Linked DNA regions of Homo sapiens: all the other regions are linked to region 4. Evidence: chromatin contacts called from ENCODE Hi-C or POLR2A ChIA-PET data. All regions are on one chromosome and are shown on one strand. The core of a region is the stretch at or near the end of the contact, and the rest is flanking DNA. Distances in the headings are between cores, read along the strand shown. Region 1 holds the start of ATG4C (autophagy related 4C cysteine peptidase). Region 2 holds the start of SRSF11 (serine and arginine rich splicing factor 11). Region 3 holds the start of DOCK7-DT (DOCK7 divergent transcript). Region 4 holds the start of SLC35D1 (solute carrier family 35 member D1).

Region 1 (4,722 bases), core at 1,028-3,527, 4.3 Mb after region 4:
TCCCGTAAAATCTAATACATATTGACTATATTTTCTGCTTCTTGAAGGGAAAGTTTACATCTCATACATTCTGCTAGAGTATAAGCTCCCTAAGAGCAGGGACTTTTCTTGTTCACTCTATATCCCCAGCACCTTGAAGAGTGTCTGGTATGAATAGCTGCTCAGTAAGCATATGTTGATTTAACGCTCTTTATATATTTCAGGATAGAGCACAGATCCTTGCAGCTGTTGTACAGTGGGAAGAGTCGAAAAGAACTGAATTAATTTCCTTAAATTCTTCAAGCTTCAGTTTTTTCATCTGTTAAATGTAAATAATACTCAATAGCTTAGTTGGAATAACTGCGCTAATGCTTTAAAAGTATCTATGCAGAGCTGAGGACAAGAGGATACTCTTACAAACAAATGTTTTGGTGATTTTGTGACAATAGTTAAATAGTAAGTAGTCACTAAATTCCTACTAAATGAATAAAATCTCAGGAAAAATATTAAAAGATTGAGTAATGGCTACCGTATCATTTTTTTCAATAAAAAATTATATGAGTAAATTTATTCTGAAATATATTTCGCCCCAAATCTTAAGCATGGCTGAAACCATTTCAGCATTTTGTGCATTAATTAGGAATAATCCCAATTTAACATTGTACCAGTATTAATATTTATATTTTACTGACATGTATAGATCATACTTGATAGCTTAAAAAAGAATGATAATCTTAGTATAAGAACCTCTTTAGTGCAATAATTGGAATAGAAAACGAGCTGCAAACTCATTTGAGTTACGTGGTTCCCCAGAAAGCCAGAAAATTTCTGCCTTTTTATAAAACATTAGTGAACAGAATACGATGCTGTTCACCAGAACCATCAAAACATCTAGAAATACTTCATAACCAATCACCATAAATACATTTTTCCAAATACTTGAATCCTATTTTAAAGAAAAAGAGCATTAATTAAATGGCTTTTAATGACTTTTTGCTAAATTATACAATTCTTTAGATGGGCCACTTTTTGACATGTGGTTCTAAAAATTTTATAGCGAATGAACTGGTAATTCAATATAGCCTCAGATTATTGGACTAAATAGAAACTCTTCCTGTTCAAAGAAGAAGCTTTATCAATTTGAAACTCAGAAAATACATAGACTTTACCTTTCAAAGCCTTTCCACTCCCTCTGGGTATTCTCAATGGCTCATAATCTAATTACAAGTCACAAGCAAGCAAGAAGATCATTCCCTTGTCTCTTTCTGCCATCAACTGACACAAAATCATTGCCAAAAACCCACCGGGGACATATGGTCCGAGCAGGAAAACATAAGAAAACTCCTAAGTAATTCGGATATAAAAAGATGTAAGACGAGGTATTCTTCTGTAACTATAGGGTAGCAGTGAGCCCCATGTGGGTAAATAACCAATACAAAACGAAAAGGTAAGCCAAAGAAATCACAAGAAATATAAACTCAATAAGCAGTGATGCTGAGTTGACCGCTGAAGGTTCTCATATATGAATATAGTCATCATATGTAAGAATTTATTCTACACCTCCAACCTCAAAAGCCCTTAGATGTGGGTAGGGTTGGGAGAGTTCACGGTGAGCGGGAACCAAATGAAGTGAATGAACGTTAATATTTAGATGGAAAGGCATTAATATATGCAAGGCAGTGTGTTATGGCTTGAAGCAGTAACAAACACCAAAAAGGGAGAAAGAGGCTAGGAATGAGAACAGAGAGACAGTGGGGATCCAGTTATTATTATTATTTCCCTTTTTTTATTTTTTAAACGAGGAAAAACAGGGCCGACAGAGCACTGGCATGAGGAGGGGTCAAATGGATGCGATAGATCAGGGGAAAGAGTCTTGCCTGCAACATCTAAGAAAACCACAAGGAAAGGAGGAACAGCTGCCCACAGTTAGGCTTACGGTTTATCTCTGCAACCCAGGACAAAGCGAGGAAGAGTTAGAAGACAAATGACACTAGAAAGGAGAGACAAGGAAGGCGCCAAAACCCTCAGAGAACCCAGATGGTTGGCCACAGGGTCTTCACTGAAGGCGGACCCCCGCAAGAAACCCAGTCATTCGGGGACCAGAGACGCTAAGTCCCAAACTTCTTGACTCCTTTAGCCTCAAGCCGATCCCTCACCGAAAGAGAAGGACTGGAGAACTGTAAAAATGTGCAGGAGCCACCAACCCGGCAAATGCTCCAGCTCTAGCAGCAGCCGCCACAAAACCAGCCCGCACACACGCAGACGTTCCGACCTCAGCGCCGCAGCTACAGGTACTTTGAGCACCCCGGCCACCGTAGTAAGAGGAACCGCCTCCGCGTCAAATCCAACAGATCAGCCACTTCCGGGATACGAAAGCCTTGCGATTGGCAGTAGCGATAGCAGCGGCGTAAAGGCCTCTGCTATGCTTACTTTATCCATCCCTTTTTCCCACCTGTTCGCCACCCCAAGCCGCTAATCCACCAATGCAGCAAGCGCAGAACCAAGAGAAAGTATCCGTCTGTGAGCATTGTCTCTCTGATAGACAAACCACATTACGGCTGCCATAAATTCCTCTCGAGCACTTGGACTTCAACTACCAGCAGGCCATGCAGCATCACGCCCTTGCCTCTGGCGTAGGAACTGCAAGATCCAGCATGCATTGCGGCCCTCCTTCCTCGCACTCAGGACCAAGATAGAGCCAACCCAAGCCTCACTTTGATTTAAAAAAAAAAAAAAAAAAAAAGCCAGGATGCCTTCTTTTCCTGTTGTGAAGGAACTCTAAGCCAAGCCATTATTAGGACTGTAGGTTATTTATAAAACATCAAGGGATATGTGCACTCATTTTCCATATTCAGATTATTTTCAAGCATTAAAACACAGGACAGTCGGGCGCGGTGGTTCGCGTCTGTAATCCCAGCACTTTGGGAGGCCGAGGCGGGTGGATCGCTTGAGGTTGGGAGTTCGAGACCAACCTGGCCAACATGGTGAAAGCCCGTCTCTGTTAAAAAATTAAAAAATTAGCCGGGCGTGGCGGCGGGCGCCTGTAATTCCAGCTACTCGGGAGCCTGAGGCAGGAGAATTGCTTGAACCCGGGAGGCAAAGGTTGCAGTGAGCAGAGATCGCGCCACTGCACTCCAGCCTGGGCGACAGAGCGAGGCTTTGTGGGGAAAAAAAAAAAAAAAAGAAGGAAAAGAAAAAGAAAGAAAGAAAAAAGGACGGTCCGAAGATGCTTTTTATAACGTGGAAATTTTTGGCCAGGCGCGGCGGCTGACGCCTGTAATCCCAGCATTTTGGGAGGCCGAGGCGGGCGGATCACTTGAGCCCAGGAGTTCCAGACCAGCCTGGCCAACATGGTGAAATCCCGTCTCTACTAAAAATATAAAAAATTAGCCGGGTGCGGTGGCGCGCGCCTGTAGTCCCAACTACTCAGGAGGCTGAGGCGGGAGAATCGCTTGAACTCGGGAGGCGGAGTTTTCAGTGAGCCAAGATTGTGCCTCTGCACTCCAGCCTGGGCGACAGAGCAAGACCCTGTCTCAAAAAAGTAAAAATAAATAAATAAATAAATAAATAAGTGGAAATTTTTATCTTCACTCCTAAATGATGTCAAGAGAAATACTGTTACTGTAAAATGTAATCCTATGCCGTTTTACAGTACCGCAGATTTTGTTGGAGCAAGGACTACCAGACATGCTTCTGAATTACATAGGAAATTATACTAAAAACTAAAAATAAAATATGAAGTCTATGCCACCGGACTATGAAACCACATGGGAATGAAAACCTTCAAGAATGAAGAGTTGAAAAGTTCAAAATTAAACTTGAAATTTTTTCAATTTTTTAGTGGATTTGGTGGTTTAAATTTTTTTTTATTCTCACAGAAACAGGTAGCTGGATCTATTTATTTTTTATTCATGTACTTGGACAGCTAAATAACAAAACAACAAACAAAGGATATGATAAGATCACAAATGGCACACTTATTAGAGTGAGCAAAGTAGTTTTCTTGCATGATTCCATAGCTTGTGGTTTCCTGTTTCGAAATCCCCAAACTCTGTTTTGATTTTTTTTAGGAGAGAGAGCATGCATCTAACAAGCTGTTTAGATGCCTTTTTGTAACTTTCATAAAGACCTGGATTACAAGAATGCATGTATTTTATTTTTGGTATTGTGCATTAACAGGCCATGAGAAACAATGCTTGGATTCTTAAAATAACTATATATACAAAAGTAAATTGTGTGTATACTACAGACTTGGGTTTTCTGTAGATTTGCCACAACAAATTTTAATTGGTTAGAAAAAAAGGAGTAGAGTACCTTTCCTTTTTACAACTTCACACAGAAATCACAGGAGGAAACTATATTCTGCAACACTGACATGGCATCAGCTGTCATACAAACTGCTTTCCAACTCTAGTGCGTTAAATTATGCAGCGCTAGCAAGTAAATATTTAAAATCTATGATCATGGAAAATAATCTGCTGTTTTCCATGCTCATGCACCAAAACAATATGAATGCAGTGAGAGAGGACATTTCCATTGGAATGATTCAAAGGTAATGTTGATAAACTATAATTAGGTTATCTGATATTCATAGGTGTTTGCCGTAAATAAACACAAAATTGCATCCACTTATTAGTGATGTTATTAAGGAAGCTTTAAAAATATGCTAAATATTTGATACACATATTTCTAAAGTCGTTTCCATGATCAATTGTGTAAATGAACATGGGAGTTTAAAGAGTA
Region 2 (5,204 bases), core at 1,961-4,460, 3.2 Mb before region 4:
TGTTTCCCCAAAATAGGCATTCAGAACCGAAATGAAGAGCTTCAGTAGGTGTGGGTGAGGTTCAGTCATACATGTATTTTAAAGCACCTCATATTCTACAGGAGAGAAGTTGTTAAACTTAACCTGTCAACTGGTGACAGGTGCTATAGAAAAAAAGTAGTGTTAAGGAGAATAAAGCAGCAGCAGAGGTGCTTTATTTTACATAGGGTGGTCTGGGAAGTTTTCTCTGATTAAGGTGACATCGGAAAAATAAAAGTAGTTAAGCATGTCACAGATATGTCTAGGGGAAAAAGAGTTACAGGTGCATGTCACTGCCTTCTTGGGGGAAATCATATAGTTTTCCCTCAGTATCCATGGTTTCAGGACTCCCTGCAGATAACAAAATCCACAGATGCTCAAGTCTCTTATATAACATGATGCAGGGAGGGGGAAGAGGTGGAGGAAAAATAAAATCATGGCATATTACCTGTGCACATCCTCTTGCATACTTTAAATCTCGTGATTACTTATAATACCTAATACAATGTAAATAGTTGCTATACTGTACTGTTTAGGGAATGACAAGAAAAAAGTCTGTACATGTTCAGTACAGACGTTCTCTCCTTATATTTTCAATTCACAGTGGGCTGAATCCATGGATGTGGAACCCAGAGATGAAGAAGGCCAACTGTGTAGATAATAGTTACAATCAGGTGACCTGTTCACAACAGATAGAATTTTATGTAATCTGAGCCATTCAATGTTATGAATAAATATTTTTGGAATGATGAACCCTGTGGACCACTGGGAACTATATGCAACTTGTGCCAGTCAGATTAGTGTATTGAAACTTATAGTTAAAAAAACAAAATGCAACATCAAGTAAATAAAAGTAGCCATCTACATTACTGATCAAATGTAGAAGGCCACTAATAACATTTAACTTATTGTAACCTTGTACATTTTAAAAGACAAAATGATCTTGTATGTGGGAAGATAAATGAAGGAGTCAGAGTAAAAATGTGTCAATTTATCTCTCTTTCTCCCAATACTGGGAAGGGAGTCCTTTTAATGCAGAATATCCCAGATCATATAGTTGAGGGAGACATTCTCAAGCACACACTAGCTGTCCTGGTTATGAAGGAACTATTCATTTGATTACAAAACAAAAAGACTCTGGTCCATCACAACTTCCTCTAGTATACTGGTCATGCATTAGGTAAAAGATGAACCAGTATAATGCCTACATCTCTCTTACCTTTTTTCTAAATGCATCATAAAACTGCCTTCAGAGAATAAACAGCATTTAAAAGTCAGCAACCATAACAAAATTTTTAACTTGTAGGATTGGAAAGAATTGTAGTAATTCGAATACCTCAAATATCTCACTAATAAAACTATTAAAATCATCCAATGTATCACTATTTTCTGCTATTTTACTGTTCATTAATTTTACAAGCTTAAAACAGTAAGTCTTGAGAAAACTGAACAACAGCAAAGCATCTATTTTTGTATGTTCATGTTATGAAAGCTATTTGTCTTTCATTACCAAATCAAGTATCTGTCAAAATAACAGGAATAAAGATTTACGTGTTTGTTCCCAGAACTCCACGTCATGCAAACTAAGTAAATCCTCTCTCCACATGTACATTTCCCTAAAAATTAGAAACATACCAATTTGAAAACACCAATAATCTTGTGAAAGTATTTTAAGTGGAAAGTGATGAAATATGCTAATACTTAACAAATATCTCATTATGATAAACTTTTGTCAATTATTTTATTGAGCAGAAAGTTAATGGTTACACGTACCATAACAGTAGATTCTTAGAGGATTCCAATTTCCTGTTTAGTATTTAAGTGACATCATAAAATTCTCAATATATGATATTTACTGATAATGACATTTGAATTGTCACTTCTCCACCAATAAGTCTTCCAAAAAGCACAAGACTATTATTATTATTCCAATTGTCTGTTTTAGTAGTACACTTTATCTTACTTCTTAGCTTCTTTGAACTATTTTTTCTTTACAATTCATCCACTTAATATTCTTGCGATAGAAATAATTTTCAAAATAAAAGTGAGACAAAAAGGATAAAAAGTCATACACTCTAATTCAAATTTCAACATTTATAAAAATCCTTCTCAAGAACAACTGTGAAATATCACAAATCTGTATATTATTCAAACAAAGGAAAATCTCTGGTTTATAACCCGTTTTTTGACATTATACAAATTAAGTAATCAGGCTCACACTAAACTAAGCGTCTGTCAAAAAGAATATGATCTTTGAATTATATTGCTGGGCCAGAACCACATAACAGCAATAACAATAAGTGAACAACCTACAAAGTTTAACACCAAATTAACACAGGCATGAATAATTTTGTTACCTTTCTTCCAAGAACGCAAAGAACAAATACTCAGTTTTTTAAAAAAGGGATTTAACCTATATACGACGTACAGACTGCGGTTAGTCTTGCGTTAAGTCCCCAAAGCCAAACGACCACGTTGGCACAATTTAAGGCGGAAAAAAAAAATTTCCCGAGAATAACAGCCAGTGTTTCCTAATTCCAAAAAGCCCTGGCCCTGCCTCTCTGCATTTTTTTGTAGGCCTGGAACACAACCGTCTTAAGTAAATCCACCAGCCACCAGCCACTCAAGCAGCCTGGCCCGGGGAAGCAGCGACAGGGGCCTAAGGAAATTGTGTGTGTTAGGCCCAGGCTGAGGCGGCGTTAGCAGGAACAGTGATGGTGGACGATACTCACTCCGGCGGGAAGAGGCGCAGTTCGTCGATCTTGCCTAGGAAACCGAAGAGAGTCCGCATCTGCTCAGAGCTAGCGCTCGGGGAGACATTAGTCACCTGGATTACCTCGGTGCCGCCGCCTCCGCCGCCACCACCACCTCCGCCACCGGGCCCGCCGCTGGGGCCCGGACCTGCAGTGCTGGGGACGACGGTAGTGTTGCTCATGGCGCTGCTCGGGTTCTCGCTCCTGCTTTAACACATCAAACACACAACAAACAGTGAGAAGGAGGGGGAAGAGGAACCGGATTGCGGGAGAGAGGAGGGTGTCCGATGCTACAGCCTCTGCTACTGCTGCCGATGCCGCCGCCGCCGCCGCCGTTTCTCCGCCCCGCCGCACGCCGCGGGGGAGGGGATGAGAGCGCGCGAGCTCGAGACCACGAGAAAACAAACGGCCGCCCCACCTCGCCTCCAACCACGACACTAGCGGGCCCGAGCTCCCACAATGCTTTGCGGCGCAGGGCGCGTCAGCGTCGGCTCCACCCCGCGCAGGCCCAGCAGCCGTCGCCTGCAGCCCGAGAAATGAGAGGCACCGGGGTCTAGAGAAAGGTGTTATCCACCTTCGTCTCTCGTTTTATTCTTCTTTTTCTTCTCTCTTTTTTTTTTGGAAGAGCGAAGAGGCACGTATAAACTTTTTTTTTAAAAAAAGCATTCATCCTCCTGCAAAAGTCACTTCAGCAACTCTTCTTATTAAATACTGCTCACGATGTCTTTATATACTGATAATCATCTACAGAGCTATCCGATTACTAATGATATTTAAACCCAAGCTAAGATGCCACCCCACCACCACCAGTATAAAATGTCCCGAAATTTTCAATGTACATGAATTTTGGTAACATTAAATCTGTAACTAATTTGTTTTGTCACTAAAACTTTCAGAAAAGATATATTTTAATATTACACTTATTAATAAGCGTTTTGTACATTCATTCACAATGGATGACTTTTTTTTTTGAGACAGAGTCGCCCTGTCGCCCAGGCTGGAGTGCAGTGGCACCATCTTGGCTCGCTGCAACCTCCACTTCCCCTGTTCAAGCCATTCTCCTACCTAGGCCTCGGGAGTAGCTGGGATTACAGGCGCCTGCCACGACGCCAGGCTAAGTTTTGTATTTTTAGTAGACATGGGGTTTCACCATGTTGGCCAGGCTGGTCTCCAACTCCTGACCTCTGGTGATCCACCCGCCTTGGCCTCCCAAAGTTCTGGGATTACAGGCGCGTGAGCCACTGCACCCAGCCAATTCCACAATAGCTGACTTTGGAAACACAGTTTATAGTACTTAAATATATTCAAGTATATATTTCTAAAGAAAATACTGCAATTTCTCAAGAAAAACTTGTTTCACATACATATTCTTGCTTAAAATAATTTTGAAGCTTTTGACTATTAAAAAAATCCTTGCTTTTGTTTTCAACCTCATCTGAACTATTCTCTCAACTGCATCCAGTGTGTAGTCCAGTGACTTGTAGTGCCCCAAACATGACAAAAACCATAATGTCTCTGTGCCGATACACAAGTTATTAATAACATCACTCATCTTATCTGTCATCTTCTGTAGAGCATTCCTTCCCTCACTGCTATGACTTCTGCAAGCTGTTAGGGCTTCCTCTTTTCTGCTAAGTAACAGAAGATACATGTATTTATTATTGACATGTATCACTCAAAGTTGTGAGCTTCCTGGGTCAGTCCAGAACCTGGCACAATGTCTGTCACACAGTCAGTCCCAATGAATGTGCTGGACACACGCACAAATATACCTTAATGACAATGGCATTTAAGACAGTTCACTAAATAATTCACTTGACCTTGAATGTTTTTAGAGGTAAAAGTTTTAGATGTTTTGGAGGTAAAAACAAACAAACAAACTTGAAGCCTTACAGAGTATCTACATTAGTGAATACCTCTTGGCACAATGCAGTCAAGATGCAATATGTGAGAGATTAGAGCACAAGGTTATTGAGATTTGGGTGTAGAGCCAACTGGCTAAGTGACTTTCACTAGTGCTTATACAGAAAATGGATGGGTTGACTGAATGTGAGCCTCAGCAAAATTACAAATTATGGCCTTCATAGAAATCAACTAACATTAGCTAGAGCCAAGACTTTTCAGAATTTTAAAGAAAAGCATATAGCTGTCCCTCAGTATCTGTGGGGGATTGGTTCCAGGACCCTCCCACAAATACCAGAACCAGAGGATGCTCAAATCCCCTATGTAAAATGGTGTTGTGTAATAAAGCATTTGATCTGTATCCATGGGTTCCATGTATGTGGATTCAACCAACCTGGGACTGAAAATATTTGGAAAAAAATTGATGGTCTAAACATGTACAGACTTTTTATTTCTTGTCTAACAACTATTTACACAGCATTTACATTGTATTATTATTAGTATAGAGATGATTTAAAATATTTGGGAGGA
Region 3 (5,369 bases), core at 1,424-3,923, 4.4 Mb after region 4:
GTCTTTTTCAATATTTTTGCTCTCCTCTCTGCTGTGCTTGGCTTCATTCTCAGGTAGGCCTTCTTTAGATGGAGTGCCCTGGTATACCAAATGCAATTTCTAATTCTGGTTGGGCCCGATTGTCTTGGTTTGATTCATGAGCCTATCCCTAAATCAGTTACAGAAGCCAGAGGAGTGTGCTGCTTTGCTTGGTGAGGCCCAGGTCAAAAGACCCTTGAAACTGAGGGTGGTGGAGTGAGCTCCCCAGAAGTATAGTGGATTGACACCTGTGTGTGTGTGTGTGTGTGTGTGTGTGTGTGTGTGTGTGTAGGGGGTGGTATAGGGAGCATGGATGCTAGTCAGCTGAAGCAATTCCACTGTCACTCCCATTGCTGCGTTCCATATCTTTTCCTGACATTGAAACCCTGTGGGGCAGGGATACCAGCCAACATGACTTGGTCTGTGACTGCCAGCTCTTCCCCAGAGGTAGGGGGTCACCCTTCCTGCTTAGAGTGTTCCCCAGACTCTGAATTACCCTGCTTACAGCGTGATCCTGCTTGTCCTCTTCCTGCTCTAAATGTTTCCAGTAAGCTGCAGAGTACATGCAAAGTCCTTTCAGACACTTTGGCAACTAGTGAGTCATGTATACAAAGAACTATTCAAAGCAAAATGTGGCCAGTTCTCTAAGAGAGTAGTGAAAAGATGTTTGGAGAACAGAGATAAAGGCATGCAACATCTGGCTGGGAGTATGAGAGCAGACAACCAATTCAGGGACTATCAAACACCCAGGACAAGCTTAAGTATAGGATGAATAATGACAGTAACAGTGATAATAATAACAACAGCTGACACACATCGTACTTACCATGAACCAGGCCCTGTTCTAAGAACTTTATATTAATCAATTCAATAAATCTTCACAACACCCTTTCAAGTAGATATAATTATTTTCCTCCTTTTAGAGATGAAGTTAAGTAGCTTGCCTAAGGTTACAGAGTAAGAAAGTGGCAAAATAAGTCTGGGTTCCTATCACAGAGGGTCTTAAAAGCCAGGTACAGTGATAGCCTTGACTTACAGTCTGTGAGTACCTGGTTCATCTTTCCCAATGGACTCAAACATTCTGAGAGCAGGTCTGTGTCTAGTTCACCTTCGTGTTTTTTAGAACACCTAGGTGGGCTCTATACTTAGGTAGAAGCCAAATATCTGTCCTCTTTGAATAGACTATCTTTTCCTTTAGTAAACAAGCATCTGAAAACAGTGTGTTACTGGAGGGCGCCTTGGCAAGAGCCTGTGGTACTAGCTACTCCTCCAGAGGCTGAGGCAAGAGGATTGCTTGAGCCTAGGAGTTTTAGGCTGCAGTGCCCTATGCATTCCATGCTTGAGCAACACAGGGGGATTCTGTCTAAAATAAATAAATCAATAAATAAAAGCAGTGTGTTACTGCAATGAGCATTGTTATATAAATACACAGTCTTCCACAGAAGTTACAGCACTAGACAGGAAGTTATGGATCTGACTAATTGAGGCTTTCACCTCTGACTCAGTGTGTGACTCTGGCAAGTGACCTAATGGCTCCAAGCTACAGATTTTCCAATGGTAAAAGAGAGGAAAACAGGTATCCAACATATTCCACCAGGACATACTGAGAATATAATAATAACAATAAATAAATACACATTTTAAGTTCTTGCAATACTTAAGAGGAAAGGTACTACAAGAAACCAAGATATTTTTCTTAGTGTCACCATAATTTCAGTATCAACAGATATGCATTAGGAGCCAAATATTCTAGACATTATGGGATTACAACAGAACAGATGAAAACAAATCTCTGCTAGTCTCTGTTTTATAGGCTATTATGGACAAGGTCAGTTTCAGTGGTCAACACAGAGCTTATTTAACAGAACATCAAAATGGGGGTGAACGTTAGAGCTCACCTGGATTTTATATATATATATATATATATATATATATATATATATATATATATATATATGTATGTATGAGAGACAGAGAGAGATCCAAAAGGGGTTAATAATACGGAAACAACTGTCCTCAAAGAAAAGAACCGGCTCTGGGTTTGAGTCTCAGTGGAAGAGTTTACCATCTGTGCGACCTGGGGCCAGTCACTTAGCTTTTCCAAGCCAATTTCCTTCCCTCTAAAATAGTGATAGTAACGATCTACTTCAAAGCGCTCGTGCTTGAAAAACTTTAATCCAGTGGCTGGCTAAGCACCAGAAGTCAACTATTACTATTGTTATCGCTGCAGGAGCAAGGTATTTTCTGGCTCTTTCTCTATAAGAAAAACCACTGTTTCTCCAGTTAGGCTGCATTCATGAGGCCGAAGCAGAAACCCAAGTGCTTTAAAAAGCTCGGAGACCGGTGCTGCAGAAACATGAACCCAGTCATCCAGGGCTTTGGTTAAAGCACAGCCCCCTCGGCAAAGCCCACCTTTCATTTCCTTCCCTTCCATTTCGGGAAAGCCAAGCTCCCCCTACGCGTTCGGTTATCTTATTTTCTTGCCTCGCCAGGTCGCTGGCCTGTCTCTGGCTTCTCTCCGCGACCTCTCGGTCGTGCAGGCTCCGCGGCAGCGAAGCGGCTGGGGCTGGCGCCTCGCTTCCTCAGCGCTCCATTCTTCCCCTCGGCTCCCGCCGGCCGCAGCCGCCTTCCGCAGCCGGGGTTCCCGCCGGGATTGACGCGCTGGGGGAGGAGCGGTTTCTCGTTGCGCGCCTCTAAGGAACATTACGGCAGGGCTCGTTCCTGGCTCCGGCCGCCAGCCCCAGCCTCCCAGGTCCGGAGCCCGGACTGGCGGAGGCCGCGAGGGAGGGAGCACGAGCGAGGAGGCACGCGCCCGCCGGTCCGCACCCGGCCCGCCGCAGCCGCCGCCGCCGTCGCCGTCGCCGCAGCAGCCATGGCCGAGCGCCGCGCCTTCGCCCAGAAGATCAGCAGGTAAATATCCGGCGTGGGGCGCGCCGCCGCCGCCGCCCGAGAAAGAGCCGCGGAGTCCTCCCAGGCCTGGCCTAGGAGGCGGGTGGGTGTGGCGGGGCCGGCACCGGGATCCCGCGGCCTGGCTCGCGGCGGGGCGGAAGGGGTTCGGGGTGGCTGAGGGGGTAGCGGAGGCCTCGCGCCGCCCTCGAACCCCGGCCTTCAGCCCGCGCCCGCCGCTGAGCCTCGGCAGGGAGCGGAGAGGGCCGCGGACTCCAGCGCGCCCGCCTCCTCCTGCTCCTCGGCGGCCCGGGCCTGGACTTCTGCGGAGGTTTATGGAAGGGCGGTCGGCCGCTTCCCAAATTCTTTGTGTTCCCACCCCCGGGCTCGTCGGGGGCCGCCGCGGCGTTTCGCCCCCTCCCGTCTCTCCGCCCACCCCTCTTGGCCCCTAGAGGGTGCGGGGTCCGCCCTCCTCCACCCCAACAAAAGGAGAAACGCGCGGCGGCTCGGGGCGGGTGGGAGGCCGCCCCTCCTTCACGCGTCTCTCTCTTCCTGAGAAATCTGACAGGAACCCTCTTTGCACCCTCGGGCCAGGTTCAAAGTGGACTTGTGCGTCCAGGATTGAAAACGTGTGGACAGAATGAAAAGTTGAGAGCTGCGGGCTGCACCTTCGGTGTGCAGCTGCCGAATCCCTGACGGATTGCAGGCTGAAGCTTGTTCTGAGTTCGCCTGTGAATTTAACTGTGCGCCTGTGTTTCTCAGAGCACCCGAGAAGATGGATGATAGGCAGTGTTCTTTATACACTGACATCCTTTTATATGTTAGCAGTCTTGAAGTAAAGCAAGTGATTGCAGTCTTGAAGTAAAGCAAGTGATTGAGGTGGAGGTTTCAAAGCCTTTCACCTACTTGTGGTGGTTGGTTGCCACCTTTCTCCCACCCGCCAAATAAAAATTAAATGACAGAGGACTCTAATATTTGTAGAATTTCTTTGTGGAGTATACTTATGTATGAGACAGTAGACATTTTTGTTTTAATAAAATCATATTTGTGTGAATTATGATGTCCCAAGAAAAGAAGCATTCATATTAAATTACCTTTTTTTGTTTTGGGGCAGTTGTAGTTCTGTGGCTCTGAGTCTTTTTAGTTTGCTGACATTTCTTTAAAAATTTTGGGCCGGATGCAGTGGCTCAGGCCTGTAATCCCAGCAGTTTGGGAGGCCGAGGCAGGAGGATCGCTTGAGGCCAGGAGTTCAAGACCAGCCTGGGCAACATAGCGAGTCCCCCCCACCCCATCTCTGCAAAAAAATTAGCCAGGTGTGGTGTTGCACCTGTCGTCCTAGCTGCTTTCGAGGCAGAGGCTTTTTTTTTTCTTTCTTTCCAGCGTTCTAGCACTTTTTTTTTCCTGAAGGGGCAAAATAGCAAGTGTTTAAGAGCATGGGCTCTACTCTCAGACCCCGACATGGGTTCAAATCCTGATTGGTATTTTCTAGCTTGGGACTTTGGCCAAGTTGTTGGGCCAAATTTCCGTTTCCTCGTCTGGCAAATGAGAATAATAATAGGACCCAGCTCATAGTGTTGTTGTGAACATTAAGTGGCATAATTTGTGTAATGTGCGTAGGATAGTACAGGGCCTATACTACCTGTCATCAAACACTTGTAGTAATTAGTTTCTCCCAGGGAGTTATGATGACAGGAAATTTTTTTTTTTTGTAAAATAATTAGGTCTTACTTCTGATGATGATGTCATTAAAAAATGTTATTACTGGCCGGGCGCGGTGGCTCACGCCTGTAATCCCAGCACTTTGGGAGGCCGAGGCGGGTGGATCATGAGGTCAGGAGATCGAGACCATCCTGGCTAACAAGGTGAAACCCCGTCTCTACTAAAAAAAAAAAATACAAAAAATTAGCCGGGCGCGGTGGCGGGCGCCTGTAGTCCCAGCTACTCGGGAGGCTGAGGCAGGAGAATGGCGTGAACCCGGGAAGCGGAGCTTGCAGTGAGCCGAGATTGCGCCACTGCAGTCCGCAGTCCGGCCTGGGCGACAGAGCGAGACTCCGTCTCAAAAAAAAAAAAAAAAAAAAAAAAAAAAAAAAAAAGTTATTACTTGACATGTATTCCTAGTTTTAATTTCTCTTATTAGAACCAGAAGTTTATCTCTGAAAACATCATGCTGATAAAGTAAGTGCACTTTAGAGAGTTGGATATGAAATTGTATGTCTATTAGTGGAGTTCGCCACCAGATGGGATAGGACAAACCACAAGAGAAAAAGAGAATCAGTTGTGCAAAACAACACAAAATGCAAATAAGAACAGCTTTCTAAGAAGTTATAAAATTAAGATAATGTGAATGAAGAAATGTGCACTTATTGGACAGACAGGAGGTGGATATGGTAGTGATTGGTGATTGGACATGCAAGGTGAGGCGGACTGAGGAGTCTGGGATGACATCCTAAGTTGGGCAACCACGT
Region 4 (5,356 bases), core at 2,264-4,763:
TTATTTTTATTTTCTGTAATCATAACTTATGATTTTGAAAATTTGTACCTGGCATTTCATACTTCCACAGGGTAGAACTTGAAATATTATCTCACCTCTTCCATTGTTCTCCATTGCTGCCCTCTTGACTTTATAAAAGAGGGTTTCATTTTCATACCGTGTTAGCAGGAATAAAAAATGAGTATAAACTCTTTGGAGGTTGTTAATTTGGAATTTCCTCAATTCTATTAATTTTTTTATTAAAAAGTAGCCTTAACTAAGCAATTCTACTTCTAGAAATTTATACTTGCACAAAGTTGAATGGACAAGCATTGTTTGTACACTGAAAAATGGCAATAACTTAAATGTCTATAGGGTTACATGATGATGCATCCAACTAATGGAATACTCTGAAGCCTTTGAAAAGAATGAGGTTAAGTTTAAGCGTTGCCACAGAAAGACCATCAAGGAATAGTAAGTGAAAAGAGGAAGACTGCCTAATAATACTAGTGATAACAGTAATTGTAATAAACACTCATATTATGTTCTAAGCACTTTACATTCATTAACTCATTTAATTCTCATTGTAACTCTATGAGGTGGGTACTATTGTTATCCCCATTTTACAGGTGAGGAAATTGAAGCACAGTGATGTCTAGTAATTTGCCCAAGGTCACAAAACTACTAAGTGTCAGCAGCAGTGTGTGGCTTGAGGATTAGTGTTCTTCTCTGGTTCTATTCCAGGTATGTTTTTTAAAATGTGTAAAAATGTGTATATATGTATATATTTGCTTTTTATTATGAGGGTCATTGTTACTTCTATAATATTTTTTCTGCAAGGATGTTTCTTAAAATACAATGTTTTAGTTATTTTTCCTTTTGAAGCTAGCAGTCAAGGAAGAAATTTAATCATTTTCCTTGTTTCCATTGATTCAATCAACTAAAATATCTAAACTGTGTTAGGCACCCTTGCCTGCCACTGTCCTCAAGAAGCAACTGTCTAGTGGAAGAGAGTGATATGTAAACATGTAATGCAGAGCCCCTTTGCTACGGTCTGTATGTGTCCTCCAAAATTCATATGTTGAAACTTAATCACCAATGTGATATTATTAAGAGGCAGGCCCTTTAGGAGGTGACTAAGTCATGAGGGCTCTGCCTTTGTGAGTAGGATTCATGCCTTATGAGAGAGGTTTCACACAGTGTTTGTCCCTTTCTGACCTTCTGTCCCTTCTGCCATGTGAGGACATGGTGTTCTTCCCCTTCAGAGGATGCAGTGGTTAAGGTGGCACCTTGATCTTGGACTTCTCAGCCTCCAGAAGTGTGAGAAAATAAATTTCTATTTTTTATATGTTATCCAGTCTCAGGTATTTTGTTATAGCAGCAGCAGCAGATGGACACTCTATAAAGGGGGTATATAAAGATGCGGTAGGAGAGGCACAAAGGAGAGAGATCAATTATGTAGAGGGAAGTGGGGGGCAGTGTGAAGGCTGCCCAGAGAAGAGGTAATGTTCTGCCAAAATACGGAAGGAAATGTAAGAGTTTTTCAGGAGCTGGGTGAGAGGAGGAAGAGAAAAAGCAGCCCAGATGGAGGGAATAATGGGAGTAAAGACACAGAAGCCGGAACCCACATTGTTGATTTATCTGCACCTTAGGGGAGGGAAACGTGAATAGTGCCTCTGGAGATGTGGGTAGGAACCACATTATCTAGGACCTTGTAGGCTATGTTAAGAACCTCATCCTGTGTACCAGTTTTTTAAGAAACACTTGAAGAACATAGGTGTTCTCAAAGTAACTCAAAAGATATAAACCAATTATACACATATAATTTAATATTATTCAGCCTTAAAAAGGGAGGACATTCTAACATATGCTACAACGTGGCTGAACCTTGAAGACATTACGTTAATGAAGTAAGTTCATCACGAAAGGACAAATACTACATGATTCCACTTATATGAGGTACCTAGAGTAGTCAAATTCACAGAGACAGAAAGTAGAACACTGGTTAACAGCAGAGAGGGAAGGAAGTAGGGAAACAGGGAGTGATTGTTTAAAGGGGAAAGAGTTTCACTTTGGGATGGTGAAAAAGTTCTAAAGATGGATTAGTGATGATGGCTGCAAAACGATGTGAATGCAGTTAATGCCATGCAATTGCATACTCAAAAAGGGTTAAAATGATAAATTTTATACTTTGTATATTTTGCCACAATTTATTTCTTTCTTTAAGATGGTCTTGTGCTGTTGCCCAGGCTGGAGTGCAGTAGTATGATCATAGCTCATTGCAGCCTTGACCTCCTGGGCTCAAGCCATCCTCCCACCTCAGCCTCCTGAGTAGCTGGGACCACAGGCGTGCGCCACCACATCTGGCTAATTTTTTTATTTTCTTGTAGAGAGAGGGTCTCACTTTGTTGCCCAGCATGGTCTCAAACTCCCGGGCTCAGGCATTCCACCTGCTCCCAAAGTGCTGGTATTACAGGTGTGAACCACTATACCTGGTTTACCAAAATATAAAAATAAGAAAAAAAAAAAAAAGAAATTTAAAAAGATACAGACCAAGCACTTAGAAAAATAATTCAAAGTTCTTCTTTCCTAATCTATTAAAGTTCAATACGTAATTTCTTTGCTTAAACCGATCATAATGATTTGCTTCTGTTATACAATAATGACTACCATTTACCGAAAACTAGCTCTTTGCTAGCTACACATCCACAGAGATCAGGTTCAGGGAGGTCATCTAATTGGTCCAAGACACACAATAAGGAGTGAGTGTGTTGGTGGGGGGGGGGGGGGTCGTCATTTCTAGGAATCCTACAATTGGAAATCAAGTCTTTTAGGCTCCAAACACCTTGTGCTTTCCCCAATCCCCAAGCTGCTTATCTTGCTACTTTTTGGGATATGTCAACATTTTTCTTAAAACAAACAAACGAAACTTCTCAATCTGAAAAGTATTGTTTGGTGTTTTCTGGGTTCAGAAAATGTAAGAAGCCTGAGGCATTGCGGAATGAAATTTTCGTTGAGTGTTTACTGTTGATCCACATCTGATACTTTTGAAGGGTTTTTACCCCCTGCAAGAGAGACTAAAAGAGCATTCAGAATTAGTCTAGACGCAGTGTACTGTAACTACTTGGCCGGCCACCTGTAACAGAGGGGAGGAGGGTCTGCACTTAGTTGCGGCAGTTATCCGGAGAATACGGCCTTCCAGCCCCTCTGCCACCAGACTCCCCACGCCCCAGGTACGCGCCCCGCGGAGAGACCCAGCGCGTGCTCGTGCGCAGGCGCAGGGCGACTGTCACCCGGAGTCTGTGGTTTGTCGCCCGGCGCTCTGGTGTCTCGATGTAGTTCCCCTGGCTTCTCCTTATCCGCCTCGGGCAGGGGGGTCGCCACTGCCCCTTCTCCAGGCTCTCTCCAACCCCTGCCCAGGCTAAGCCCGGCGCGGCCCTACTCTCTGACCCCGCGTTGCACAATGCCCGAGCAAAGTCTCCAGGGGTGTGAACCCCGGCGTCCCTGCCCCTGGGCGGGGACAGGCGGCGGCCAAGCGGGGAGTCGAGGCGGCGAGCGCGCAGCTGGCCTAGTCTGCGGTCCCCAACTCCTGGAGTCCCCTGGGAGCTGCCGCTGCAGGCCCCCGAGCCGCTAGGCCCCGCCGCCAGGCCACCGCTGCTGCGGCAGCCATGGCGGAAGTTCATAGACGTCAGCATGCTCGGGTTAAAGGAGAAGCCCCCGCGAAATCCTCCACACTCCGAGATGAGGAGGAGCTGGGGATGGCGTCGGCCGAAACGCTGACCGTGTTTCTGAAGCTGCTGGCCGCCGGCTTTTACGGCGTGAGCTCCTTCCTGATCGTGGTGGTGAATAAGAGCGTGCTCACCAATTACAGGTAGGGCCGAGGCGGCGGCGGCCCAGGCCGCGGAGGAGGAGCGGGCGGCGGCGGCGGCGCGGCGCCGGCTCCCTGGACTTTGACTGCCAAAGTTAAAGCCGAACAAAGTTGGGCGGGAGCTGGGGAGGGCGGGCGGCTGACGCGCGCGGCCCGGGCAGCGGAGCCGGCCTGGCGAGCGGGCCTGTGGCAGGGGTCCGCTCCCTGCGCGGAGCTCCGGCCGGCCCGGCACATTTGGGGCTCGCCTGCCATGCCCTGGGCGCACCGCCCCGAAAACCCTGCCCTTCAGAGAGATGGAGCAAAGTGATTTGCTTGGTGACTTTTGAGCCGTTATGCCTGTCGATCAGGGAGGAGAGCGAGGGAAGCCTCCCTCCTCCGCAGCCTGGACAGGGGGCCGGGGCTTCAGTGTCCCCTGCACCCGCTGACAGCCTCTGGGGACGTACGCATCCTCAACCCAGCAGACAATTATTCCCTTGCTAACACTGGGACCCAGAGGCAGAAGTTGGTTGTTTTTTTTTTTAAGGTGTGTGAAATCGTTGCAGAGATCTGTATCTGCACTGCCTTGAGAAATCCTTTGCAGGCAGCGGACTGAAACTGTAGACTCGGACAAGATGGGACAAGCGGCCGCCCGAGGCTACATCAGCGGGGTGGACTGACAACCAACAGGCAGAGAGTTTTCTCCCAAGATTTTTGTTTGATTTAGGGGCGGACGTTGATGTGGCTTGTATCGGAATGCCTTATTAACGTTGCCGATGTGCAAATTGAATTCACGGAGCTAAGTTAGGTTTGTTCTGATCTTGTTTTTTTCTTTGCCCTTTTTGTAGATTTCCCTCCTCACTATGTGTTGGACTTGGCCAGGTTAGTTGGAATCCTCACCATTACGTGGTTTATGTTGTTAGAACTTCTGTGTGTGTCTTTATGTGTAGAACAGTGAATCTGTGTTCTCTTGTTTACAGATGGTGGCCACAGTGGCAGTTCTCTGGGTGGGAAAGGCGCTCAGAGTAGTCAAGTTTCCTGACCTTGACAGAAATGTACCTCGAAAGGTAAAAGAAGAAAAGCGATACTTTATTTTGTGAAATGAAGTCAGTATGTATTAACATATTTTATCAGTGCCTTGCGTATTTAAAAATTGCAGCCTCAAAATTGCCCAGTCTAGAGTGGTTATAATGAATGTAAAGAATAAAAGTAGTAATATGTGTCAAAGAAGGCCTACAGTCTCTTTAAACTTAAGAGAAAAAATAACCTAGGAATATTCTTCTGTTTTTAATTAATGCACACTTGTTGAGAGTACAATAGTTTTGCAGTTTCTCTATCCATCTAATCTAGCCAGTGTATCCTGCATTCATTATTCTTTGGGCTTATTTTATACTGTCTGCCTCTGCTTGACTCCAAACGAAGATGAAATGCCTTTACTTTTTCTGCTGACAATAGAGCCATGGGCTCTAATACATTATCATATTTTACAGCAAATGATGTTTCTGTCTCACATTGATCATATTCATATTTCTG

The links. Hi-C counts contacts between places; a loop is a spot of excess contacts on that map. ChIA-PET counts read pairs that join two places held with the same protein, here RNA polymerase II (POLR2A). Pooled maps may share reads with other maps.
Region 1: a loop to region 4 is called in a map of CD8-positive, alpha-beta T cell, with 11 times the contacts of the local background. The contact joins the promoter of ATG4C here to the promoter of SLC35D1 in region 4. A Hi-C loop is called at or near these places in 2 of 168 maps with a recorded cell type or tissue (CD4-positive, alpha-beta memory T cell and CD8-positive, alpha-beta T cell) and 8 of 50 pooled maps.
Region 2: a map of naive thymus-derived CD4-positive, alpha-beta T cell shows a loop between it and region 4 (5-fold over the local background). The contact joins the promoter of SRSF11 here to the promoter of SLC35D1 in region 4. A Hi-C loop is called at or near these places in 1 of 168 maps with a recorded cell type or tissue (naive thymus-derived CD4-positive, alpha-beta T cell) and 9 of 50 pooled maps. POLR2A ChIA-PET finds 5 or more read pairs at or near these places in 1 of 52 experiments (CD4-positive, alpha-beta T cell).
Region 3: a loop to region 4 is called in a map of endothelial cell of umbilical vein, with 18 times the contacts of the local background. The contact joins the promoter of DOCK7-DT here to the promoter of SLC35D1 in region 4. A Hi-C loop is called at or near these places in 1 of 168 maps with a recorded cell type or tissue (endothelial cell of umbilical vein), 1 of 37 single-sample maps with no recorded cell type and 10 of 50 pooled maps.

Annotation. Positions count from the first base shown.
Region 1 is chr1:62,781,687-62,786,408 of GRCh38, reverse strand. ATG4C (autophagy related 4C cysteine peptidase) reads right to left here and starts at 2,277. Exons shown (of 11, transcript NM_032852.4): 1 at 2,136-2,277. RefSeq lists a silencer at 1,797-2,091 and enhancers at 2,067-2,246, 2,367-2,426, 2,527-2,576.
Region 2 is chr1:70,219,386-70,224,589 of GRCh38, reverse strand. SRSF11 (serine and arginine rich splicing factor 11) reads right to left here and starts at 3,210. Exons shown (of 12, transcript NM_001350605.2): 1 at 2,751-3,210. The coding sequence starts at 2,953. RefSeq lists a silencer at 2,826-2,875 and an enhancer at 2,771-3,316.
Region 3 is chr1:62,685,786-62,691,154 of GRCh38, reverse strand. DOCK7-DT (DOCK7 divergent transcript) reads right to left here and starts at 2,673. Exons shown (of 2, transcript NR_185999.1): 1 at 2,503-2,673. It overlaps DOCK7 (dedicator of cytokinesis 7), which reads left to right and starts at 2,769. Exons shown (of 50, transcript NM_001367561.1): 1 at 2,769-2,928. The coding sequence starts at 2,891. RefSeq lists an enhancer at 1,363-1,657 and a silencer at 2,667-3,416.
Region 4 is chr1:67,052,305-67,057,660 of GRCh38, reverse strand. It overlaps SLC35D1 (solute carrier family 35 member D1), which reads left to right and starts at 3,513. Exons shown (of 12, transcript NM_015139.3): 1 at 3,513-3,850; 2 at 4,672-4,705; 3 at 4,804-4,890. The coding sequence starts at 3,648. RefSeq lists silencers at 3,409-3,598, 3,889-4,098.